Regions from separate parts of the Homo sapiens genome. Here region 2 is linked to region 1. Evidence: read pairs that join two places in POLR2A ChIA-PET (ENCODE). Cell type or tissue: PC-3. All regions are shown on one strand. Links, peaks and the distances in the headings refer to the core of each region. The heading gives the core; the rest is flanking DNA. Region 1 overlaps GABBR2 (gamma-aminobutyric acid type B receptor subunit 2). Region 2 overlaps ANKS6 (ankyrin repeat and sterile alpha motif domain containing 6).

What was found. Peaks named below come from ENCODE experiments on the same cell type or tissue, not always from the same donor. Only the 100,000 strongest peaks of a DNase experiment are listed, where the experiment ranks them.
Region 2: POLR2A ChIA-PET joins it to region 1 with 12 read pairs; 2 of 35 experiments call an interaction of 5 or more read pairs at or near these places.

Annotation. Positions count from the first base shown.
Region 1 is chr9:98,685,153-98,688,058 of GRCh38, forward strand. The region is part of intron 1 of GABBR2 (gamma-aminobutyric acid type B receptor subunit 2); the gene reads right to left. Among named protein-coding and RNA genes, the nearest start is that of GABBR2, 22 kb to the right of the region's middle. In PC-3, for the core only: no CTCF peak of the experiment used is centred there; no DNase peak of the experiment used is centred there.
Region 2 is chr9:98,780,841-98,783,746 of GRCh38, forward strand. It overlaps ANKS6 (ankyrin repeat and sterile alpha motif domain containing 6), which reads right to left. Exons shown (of 15, transcript NM_173551.5): 5 at 1,627-1,733. Among named protein-coding and RNA genes, the nearest start is that of ANKS6, 14 kb to the right of the region's middle. In PC-3, for the core only: no CTCF peak of the experiment used is centred there; a DNase peak (open chromatin) is centred at 1,371; H3K27ac peaks cover 1,510 bases.

The DNA.
Region 1 (2,906 bases), core at 307-2,806:
TCTTCTGGCCTCCATCTGTCTCCCGTGCCGGATGATTCCTGCCCTAGAACATCAGACTCCCAAGTTTTTCAGCTTTTGGACTTTGGGAACTACACCAGTGGTTTGGCAGGGGCTCTCAGGCCTTCGGCCACAGACTGAAAGCTGCACTGTTGGTTTCCCTACTTTTGAGGTTTGGGGACACAGACTAGCTTCCTTGCTCCTCAGCTTGCAGACGGCCTATTGTGGGACTTCACCTTGTGATCATGTGAGTCAATAGTCCTTAATAAACCCCCCTTCATATATACATCTATCCTATTAGTCCTGAACCCTCTAGAGTTCCCTAGAGAATTCTAATATACTTGTTGAATGAATAAGGGCATGAATGATGCTTCAAGCCCTCAGTGCACACCTTCTGATTTAAATTATGAATTATTTCTTTCAGATGTCTATCTCCCCACTAGAATATCAGCTCCAAATGGGCAGGTCTTCTGTTTCTGCATTCTTGGATCTCTTCGTCCCATGACAAACAGTGTCTCCTTGATTAAACTATAGTTTTTGATTTTACTTATTTTATTTTTAAAGACAGGATCTCACTCTGTTGCCCAGGCTGGAGTGCAATGGCACCATCATAGCTTACTGTACTCTCAAAGTCCCAATCTCAAGAGATCCTCCTACGTCAGCCTCCCAAGTAGCTGGGACTACACACACACACACCATCATCCCCAGCTAATTTTTTTTTAAGAGATGAGCTCTCACTCTGTTGCTCAAGCTGTTCTCAAACTCCTGGCCTCAAGCAATCCTCCCGCCTTGGCCTCACAAAGTATCGGGATTACAGGTATGAGCCACTGCACCTAGCCTTGACTAAACTTTAGTCAGGCTCCTCTGATCCTCTTCCCAACTAGGCCTTGACCTTTGGGCTTCCATGTCTTTGCATCATCCAATTTTACCAAGACCCGTGTGAAGCTGTCTTAGCTAGAAACCTTCACCCTTGATATCTGATCAAATCCTCATCCCCCGCCAGCTCCAGGTGATGTCTGATATCTCCCCAGCTGGCCTGCCTTCACCAAGAACCCTGTCTAGTTGGTTCAGCCAGAATCGTCCCTTACCCCTGACATTTCCTCATAATAATTTCCCATCCCTCCCAACCTGCTCTTGGGGTATGGCTCGCCACTGGTCCACGCTGTATTTGGAACTGAGCCCAGTTCTATCTGCACTGGGGTCTCTTTTCCTCTATTGCAATAGTCCCCGAATAAAATCTGTTTTTTTTGTTTTGTTTTGTTTTTGAGATGGAGTCTTTCTCTGTCACCCAGGCTAGAATGCAGTGGGGTGATCTTGGCTCACTGCAACCTTCGCCTCCCAGTTCAAGTGATTCTCCTGCCTCAGCCTCTCGAGTAGCTGGGATTATAGGCATGCACCACCACACCCAGCTAAATTTTGTATTTTTGGTAGAGATGGGGTTTCACCATGTTGGCCATGCTGGTCTCAAACTCCTGACCTCCAGTGGTTCACCCATCTCGGCCTCCCAAAGTGCTGGGATTACAGGCCTGAGCCACTGCACTGGGCCTAAAATCTATTTTTACCTTTTTAACTTCTGTCTGGCTCCGGTTTTCTTTAACAGCCACAAACCCTGCCCCTTGTCCAGGACTCCCAGCTCAGTCAGTGAAGGGTCCACCATCCACAGAGCTTTGGCTCCTTGCTTCCTCCCTGTCACCCCCACAACCCATCAACCAAACACAAGGGTGTCCACAACAGCCCTCCAAGCTCTGCCTCTCCCCAGCCCTGTACTTCCAGCAGAGCCCAGACCACCCTCCCTCAGCAGAGTCAGTGCTTCTAAACAAACAAGACAAAGATCCTCCCTCGACATACTCTGACCTTCCCCTGCACTTTAACCAGGTTTCCTGCCCTGCCTCAACCCACAGACTTCCTTGTCCTCTTGGCCCTCTCCTGCTGAGGGCTGTCAAAGAAGCCAGATCTAGACACTAGTTAAAGCAGTGAAAACAAATTTTATTCAGGATGTTACTGCAACTGGGGGCAAGAGACCTCAGTCTAGACATGGGCTCAGTTCCAAGCAGAATAAGGGCATGTGGGGATTTACAGCCAAGGGGCAGGGTGGGAGGTCACGGACGGAACATTACTATGAGGAAATGTCAGGTGTAAGGGGGAATTCTGGCTGAACCAACCGGACAGGATTCTTGCTGAAGTCAGGCCAGGGAGATCAGACATCACCTGAGGCTTGTGAAGGACGAGGAATTTGATCAGATATCAGGGGTGATCAGATATTCAGGGTGGGGAATTCTCACTCCACTGACTTAGCAGGATTCTTGCTAAAATTGGGTGATGCAAAGATGGACACAGAAGCCCAAAGGTCAGGGCCTGGTTGAGAAGAGGATCAGAGGAGCCTGACTAAAGTTTGGTCAAGGAGAGACTCTGTTGAGGCCAGAGGCCTGCTCTGGGATCTGCTGTTTCCTGCCTGCTCTGGGATCTGCTACCCCATCCCCCAGCCCCCGCTGTGTTCTCCAGCTCCTGACTCTGAGGCTGCCCACCTTGCAATGACTGGATTTCCTACAACCCGGTCTGGCACCATTCCACAGGTCCTTGGCACCACCCACACACAATGTAGAAAGCTTACTGGCTCCACAGGACAGGGGCAATGCTTGGGACCACCTACCAATGCCCAACACAGTGCCTGGCACACAGAGGTCTTGTAATAAACATCTGTAGGAAGGAGGGTGAAGGGGAGGGATCTAAGATGAATCCAAAGCCACCAATGGAAGTGTTTTCTCTCATCTCTGGGCATGTTCGATGGTCTCACTGGGATCACCTTCCCCAGCACATGCCCCAAAGGACACCCCTTCTCAGCAGACCTGGGGGCTCCAGCCTGCCAGGGTAGTCTGAATTTACAGGAACACACACACTGAGCAGCAGAC
Region 2 (2,906 bases), core at 211-2,710, 96 kb after region 1:
CAAAAAAGATTGAGAAGAAACTACTCCAAACTATTAACAATGCTTTTTCTTGATGACTATTTCTTTTTTTTTTTTTTTGGAGACAGAGTCTTGCTCTGTCACCCAGGCTGGAGTGCAGTGGCACAATCTTGGCTCACCGCAACCTCCACCTCCTAGGTTCAAGCGGTTCTTTGCCTCAGCCTCCCATGTAGCTGGGGCTACAGTGCCCGCCATCATGCCTGGCTAATTTTTGTATTTTTAGTAGAGATGGGGTTTCGTCATGTTGGCCAGGCTGGTCTCGAACCCCTGGCCTCAAGTGATCGACCCACCTCAGCCTCCCAAAGTGCTGGGATTATGGGCGTGAGCCATCCACGCCAGGTTATTTCTTTTTTCTCTCCAAGTATTCAATAATAGGCATGAGTTTCTTCAAAAGTTTTGTGTAAACACTTCATTTAAAAACCCAGTAGGCAAAATATTCCTAGGAATAGACTGTTTTATTGGGAAAGGGAATAAACGGCAGTGGAGGCTAGGGAGAAGAGGAACACTGAAAAGATGAGTTTCTCAGAAAAAGTGTGTATGAGATCCAGCGAGAGTGGCTGCGGACTGATTCCGAATAACAAACTCTTGGCAAGTGAAGAAGGTCTCCAATGAGGTGGAGTAGGATCACTGGACTTGGGGCACAGGACTCCAACCCTCTGGCTGGGACAGATCACTTCCCGAGTCTTGGCGACCTCATCTCTTCAAGAGGATGTGAACCTCTGCTTCCCCTCTCAGACCTCTTTGAGGGTCAAACAGAACCAAGTGTGCATCTGTGAAGTGCAGGGGCCTGCAGCAGGGAAGGGGTGGCAAGGGTGGCAGTGCTGTGACGAGGAAGGGCATGCCTGCTGGCTACCCCTCTAGCTAAGAGGGGCAGCAGGTGACTTGTGACTGCAGAGGTGAAAGTCTTCTCTCCCCACAGCCAACAGCTAGAATCCCAGCACAGGGTTCAAGCCCAGTGGGTCAGAAGGGCCTCGGGGCTTCTCTCTCTCTGGGTTGAAACTCCAGGTTGATAAGAAAGACGACAGATCAGAGACCTTTCCCCTTGAGCTGGCTAACTGGAAGCCCAGGTCCCAAAAGAGGGTCTGTCACAGCAGGGGAGGGTCAAAGGGGAGTAGCAGGTACCAGCCGAGGCCAAAATGGGGTGGAACTAACGGCTACATTCCCAGTACACGACCCTTGACCCTGCAGCCTCTACCTACACAATTAAGCTGAGAAGGCCATCGCTCTATCTCCCATTCTGCTTATCAAAGGGGACTTTATGTTTCCACCTGAGTGACTCAGGATTTCTGGCTGTGAAGCACAGATGCCATTCTAGGGTGTGTGTGGACTGCAAAGTCAGACACGTCTTATTTTCCTTCCCTCTCTAGAGACTCCTAGGAGGTTGGTGCTGGAGGAAGTCCCCGGGGCCACCTGGTCCAAGTCCAGCGCTTCACTGGGGAGGGAAGGAACTTGCCTAAGATCATGCAGTAAGCTCCTGACACTTGAGAGTGACTTTCCCCCACGAATAAGCAAGTGCTTAAAACACAAGTCACAGAGGAGGTGCCTGTCTTGACTCCCAGTCCAAGAAACGCTGGGTAGATTTACAACCCTTTTCTTGAAATTACCTACCGGGATCATTCAGCAGCATCACCAGGTCAAAGGCCGTGTATCCATTTTTTGCACGAAGAGTGACATCGGCCCCTTGGTTTAGCAGATATTTCACAATTTCCTTATTCCTGGGAAAAAATGCTAGAGTTACATTCACTGAAAGCAAAGGCATGGCTTTGCTCCTGGGCAACAAAACCAACATTAACTACAAAGCTCAGTCTCTGAGCATTTAAGAAGGACATGGAAGGGCAAACAGTCTCACATTCTCTCATTCCCTAGCACGTGGGCAGGTCAAGCGGGAACATGATTTAAATCAAAGTCTAAGTGTTCCTTCCAGGAACAAAATGAAGACTGAGGCTAGATGTGGTGGCTCACACCCGTAATCCCATCACTTTGGGAAGCCAAGGTGGGAGGATCACTTGAGCCCAGGAATTTGAGACCAGCCTGGGCAACATGGGGGGCCCTGTCTCTACTAAAAATTTTGTTTAAAAATTAGCTAGGTGTGGTGGTGCAAGTCTGTAGTTCCAGCTACTTGAGAGACTGAGGTTGGAGGATGCTTGAGTCTGGGAGGTCAAGGCAGCAGTGAGCCATGATCACGCTACTGCACTCCAGTCTGGCAACAAAGTGAGATACTGTTGGAAAGAAAAGAAAAGAAAAGAGAAGGGAAGGAAAAGGAAGGGGAGGGGAGGGGAGGGGGAGGGGAGAGGAGACAAAACCAACAGCTCTGCCCAAAAATCACTGACCCCATGGAGACTCCACTTCTTCCACCCTAAATCAGGACATCTCCATTGGGAAAGTCTCCTACAGACCAAGGTGTCTGAAATAAAATTTCGTCTTGGAATTCAAGACTCATCGAATAAGAAAACAAACTGTTTTCAGATGACACAGGAAAGTGATCTGATCACCTAAAAGAGGGCAAGGAAAGAACCTCTAACTGGGAGTCAGATCACTTAGCAGCTACAAGATGCCCACCCCAAAGACGAGGCCTCCAGGAGGATGACAGCCCATCCTGCTGGGATGATCACATAAGAAGGGGTTCATAAGCACCCTGTAAACACTGAAGCCTATTCAAAAGGAGAGGGGTAGGACACATCTCACCATCAATCATCACAAGACGACAATGGTATGAATAACCAATGTTTACTTCATACAGGAGCTACTTAAGGAGGTCACTATATCTCAATGTGAAAACTCCAATGAATCAGTCACTGTGTTCAACTGAAACCAACCTAGAGAACCTTATCTCTCTGCATAAAATGCTCCTGCTGCATGGTTTTTCAGGGCCATTGTGAAATTCTGTG